2 separate regions of the Homo sapiens genome follow, and region 1 is linked to region 2. Evidence: read pairs that join two places in POLR2A ChIA-PET (ENCODE). Cell type or tissue: PC-9. All regions are shown on one strand.

What was found. ChIA-PET counts read pairs that join two places held together with the same protein. Peaks named below come from ENCODE experiments on the same cell type or tissue, not always from the same donor. Only the 100,000 strongest peaks of a DNase experiment are listed, where the experiment ranks them.
Region 1: POLR2A ChIA-PET joins it to region 2 with 5 read pairs; 6 of 35 experiments call an interaction of 5 or more read pairs at or near these places.

The regions. Positions count from the first base shown.
Region 1 is chr4:112,725,088-112,727,587 of GRCh38, forward strand. It overlaps a transcript of ANK2 not described here. Among named protein-coding and RNA genes, the nearest start is that of MIR302CHG, 76 kb to the left of the region's middle. In PC-9, no CTCF peak of the experiment used is centred here; a DNase peak (open chromatin) is centred at 1,164.
Region 2 is chr4:112,649,598-112,652,097 of GRCh38, forward strand. LARP7 (La ribonucleoprotein 7, transcriptional regulator) reads left to right here. Exons shown (of 13, transcript NM_016648.4): 9 at 1-89; 10 at 864-985. MIR302CHG (miR-302/367 cluster host gene) reads right to left here and starts at 454. Exons shown (of 3, transcript NR_146092.1): 1 at 395-454. In PC-9, no CTCF peak of the experiment used is centred here; no DNase peak of the experiment used is centred here.

The DNA.
Region 1 (2,500 bases), 75 kb after region 2:
TGGGCAACAAGGTGAAACCCTGTCTCTACTAAAATACAAAAAAAATTAGTTGGCCATGGTGGCGGGCGCCTGTAGTTCCAGCTACTCGGGAGGCTGAGGCAGGAGAATTGCTTGAACCCAGGAGGTGGAGGTTGCAGTGAGCCGAGATTGCGCCACTGCACTCCAGCCTGGGCAACAGAGCAAGACTCTGTCTCCAGACAAAAAAAAAAAAAAAACAGGAAACAAATTCTAACACATGCTACAACATGGATGAGCCTTAAAGACACAGTCTTTTTTTTTTTTTTTTTTTTTGAGACAGAGCCTTGCTGTGTCGCCCAGGCTGGAGTGCAGTGGCGCCATCTCGGCTCACTGCAACCTCTGCCTCCCGGGTTCACGCGATTCTCCTGCCTCAGCCTCCCGAGTAGCTGGGACTACAGATGCGAGTCACCATGCCCGGCTGTTTTTGTATTTTTAGTAGAAACAGGGTTTCACCATGTTGGCTAGGCTGGTCTTGAACTCCTGACCTCAAGTGATCCTCCCGCCTCAGCCTCCCAAAGTGCTGGGATTACAGGCGTAAGCCACTGCACCTGGCCAAAGACATTGTCCTAAGTTAAAAAAGCCAACCACGATTCCAAATATATAAGGTACCTAGAGTAGTCAAATTTACAGAGGCAGAAAGTAGAATAGTGGTAGCCAAGGGCTGGAGGCTGGGGGAATGGGAAGTTGTTGTTTAATGGGTACAGAGTTTCAGTTTTGCAAGATGAAAAGAGTTCTCGAAGATTGGTAGCACAACAGTGTAAATGTGAAAATGGCAAATTTTATGTTACATGATTTTATCCAATTTAAAAATATAAATAAATAATAAAAATTTAAAATATCAGGTAGTAAGAAGGATTATGAAGAAGATAAAACAAGTAGGTGCACAGAGCACTTGGGGTGGGGTGGGTAGATTTATATTTGGTGGTCAGAGAACACTTCCCTGATAAGTGACAGTCAAGCAGAGATCTGAAGTCTGTGAAGGAGGAAGCACACATCTGGGGAAAGAGCATTTCAGCAGATGTTAAAGCAAATGCCAGTGGTAAAAAGTGGAACCAGTTTGGTGTGTTCTAGGAATAGGAAGAGAGCCAGTTGTAGCTCAAACATGATAGGAGAGGAGAGTGGTGGAATAAGGTCTCAGAGAGGTGGTGATGGACAGATCATGTTTCGAGTTATGCCTGAGTATGTATAAAGGCATCCTGGTATGAATAAAATGTAGGTATTATATTTCTCTGTAATTGTAGACATAGTGTCTGTTTGTTTGAAGGCAGATGATTCTGTTGACTTACCTCAGACATATTTTCACTCTCTGTACCTCTCTAAGTTAGATGAACATTCGTATTGGAGATAGAGTCTCCAAGCTGTATTCAGTATTATTCTTCTTCCCACCCCCACCTTGCCATTTTTCTAAGGGAATAGATTTCCAAAATTTTCAAGTTGCAGAATGAATGCTGTATTTATAGTTCAGAGCTAAAATTTAAGCTTATTTTAAGAATTCTCTTATTGCGGGAGGCCGAGGCGGGCAGATCACAAGGTCAGGAGATCGAGACCATCCTGGCTAACACAGTGAAACCCCATCTCTACTAAAAATACAAAAAATTAGCCGGGTGTAGTGGTGGGTGCCTGTAGTCCCAGCTACTCGGGAGGCTGAGGCAGGAGAATGGCGTGAACCTGGGAGGCGGAGCTTGCAGTGAGCCAAGATCACCGCCACTGCACTCCAGCCTGGGTGACAGAGGGAGACTCTGTCTCAAAAAAAAAAAAAAAAAAAGAATTCTCCTATTGCAAAAGTAAGTTTAAAAGGTATGGAAATCAAAGTAAAACTTTTAATTTCAGAATTATCAATAATTTATTGGAAAATACGTAATAAAATGTTCAGTGTTTATAAATATGTATCCATAGCTTACTATGAACTTTATATATAAAATTATATAATACATATATAATTCAGAGACTAGCTGTAGTATGCAGAATAGTTATGGTTAAAATACTATGTTCTGTGTTGTTTAACTCAAATTTTTATATGGAACTAGAGAAAAGTCCTCTCTTAATTATGGCATTAAATGTGTGATATTGGAGAGAACATAAGATTTAGCCAGCAGAGATCAGGTTCAAATACACTGAATATTATTGACTAGATGTATAGCCTTTGGAAAGTTATAAATCCTCTCTGAGCCTCAGTTTCATCACTTGAAAATAATATCACAGATTATGGTTGCTGTAAGGATTGAAATATTGTAAATAAAGCATATGGTATACATCCAAGTAATTTTTATAAAATTACAAATTAAACAACCTAATATTACACCTTAAAGAACTAGAAAAAGAACAAATTAAGCCCAAAGTTAGTAGAAGGAAGGAAATTTATTATTTTTAAATTTAAATTTAAAATTATTATTAGACTAGAAATAAATAAATAAATAAAACTAGAAAGATAAAAAAGATCAATGAAACCAAGGGTTGGTTTTTTGAAAAGATAAACAAAATC
Region 2 (2,500 bases):
AAAAAAAACAATATCCCAAATAAAATCAGAGTCAGAAATGGAAACAGACAGTGGAGTACCTCAAAACACTGGAATGAAAAATGAAAAAAGTAAAGATCACTGATAGTTTTGACAACATTATAATGTACTTATATATGTAAATGCTATCTCTGAGTTGTTATAAGATAAATTTTAATTTTAAAAAACTTGATTATTCTATTTCATTATTAGAACAATTCTTGATTTGTTAAGTTATCCAGATGTGTTACTTACTCTTGATATAAGAATATTTAAAAGGCTCATTTAAAACAATTTTTTAAATAACCTGAGTTTTCTCTACAGTTTTCATCAAGCACATGAGTGCAGAGTTTGCAGACTGAGCAAGTTTGTAGGAATGAAGATTGTAGTTTCTCACCTGTTAATTTCATTCTGTAGTATGCACCACAAGCAGGAACAAGTTAAAGCAGAATTCCTATGAATTCAAAATTAGGATACATTTTAAATTCTCATTTCTTGTAAAAATAAATGTTCACGTTTGAATAATAATGTATTTAAAACACAGTATCCTTTAACTTTTTTTTAACTTTATTGAGTAAAAATTTACTGTTCCTTTGTTCAGGGAGAAGGGGCAAATTTAAAGGCTTTACGAATGCTCTTCTAGCAGTAACAATTTGCATGTAGAATAATAAAACTTTCTGAGTTTTATTCATGGTATTTTGAAATAAGCAGTATGACATATAACCTTTAATTGTTTACTTTAAAATTAAATACGTTTTAAATTATTTAAATCTGCCTCAGGAATTATTCTAAGGTAGTCCTCCTAAGTATTAAATTGTTGTTAAGTGTAAGAGATTTAGTCCTGGTCTTTTTCCTTTTCTAATCAGCAGCCAACAGGGAAGAGTGTCGCACCCAGGAGAAAGTTAATGCAACAGGACCACAGTTCGTGAGTGGAGTGATTGTGAAGATCATTAGCACAGAGCCTCTACCTGGCAGGAAACAAGTCCGGGTAATGATTTTGAGCCCCTAGGGTATTTGTTCCTTTCTTCTCTTATTATTTCCCTGTGTGAAAATGTTTTGAATATGGAAGATAAAACAAATCAAGTTAGAATTTGTTTCCCTATGGTAAACTACTGTACAGTTTTAATTCCATGGTAACTCTTAGGTTTAATTTTGAAGCAAAATCTAGAGGCTGAAATTCCTCACTAAATCTATATGTAAGCACAGTTTAAACATCCTTCTCTATAGGAAAATTGTAACTTTTGCTTATTTTTATTGGCACTGATTTTTTTTGTATTACCTATGTGCTGATTATCTTTAAAATTTTAATTATAGAAAAGTAAAATATTTTTGAAAACCTCTTAAAATTTTTCACGCATGTGCCAAAAAACCCATACTTCTATATAATTTACGCTACAAATTGCTGTACATACAGGTTTATAATTTTTTCGCTTTATACAGTCTATCTTCTGTAGCCTTTTATACCACATTGGTAGCAATACTTTCTATTAGGGAAATTATATACTTTTAGGTGAGAGTACCATATCTTATTTACCCTTACCCTGCCTGTCACCCATTTAAGTGAATCCTTTTCTTTTTAAAAAGTGTGAAATGCTCTGTAACATACCACATATTTTAAGTATTTTCTTATACTGACATTCATCATCACTTAGTATGTTGTTTTGGTTTTACGTAGACTCATCAGTCACAGGTTTTAACTTGAATACCATTGAGGTGGTGGTTTGTTTATCTGTAAGCCCTCCTTATCTGAAATACTGTCCTACAATCCTATAGCTGTCACTAAGAAACAAATTTTGATCCTCTTTGCAATGTTGGTGAAGGATTTGGCCAAATCCAAATTGCTATTACCAGCTTGCATTTCAGGAGACAGCTGAAAATTGAGGGATGTAAATACTGCTCTGATTAATCAGATTGCAAAACATTTAATACAAAAATTGCTCAGAGTTATTTCTAATCAACTCATTAAATAACTTCTGTTATTTAAAGGGTAACTTTATCAATTACAAATTCATCATTTATGATCATCAAAATCATAAAATCAATCCCTGCATTAATCCAGTTAGTAGTTACTTACATTTTGCTGAAACAAAAACTGAGCTGTGTTGGTTACAACTGTCTGTGACTTGCCCATGTGATTACCAGGCTAATTTGTCATTCTATGGGTTTTAAATTCTAAGGGTTTTAAATCAAGAGATTAGCCTGACATTATAATGGATATTTAGTATATATCTTTTGAGTTGTAGTAATTGAATATGCTCAAAAGTCAGTTATAAAACTCATTACTACTACTGAATGCATTCAAATTTCAACAATACTGAGTTTTTTACTTGCTTTATATCTAAATTTGGTACTAATTAACTAGGTAAAGAAGTGGGAAGGACTAGCAAGTGTAAGTCTCTGCAGTTTTTTTTTTTTTAATTTGGCAAACAGTTACTAAATGCCTGTTTTGTGATAGTTGCTGAGTGTTGGGATGAGTTAAGATCTAGTCCCTGGCTTCTAGAAA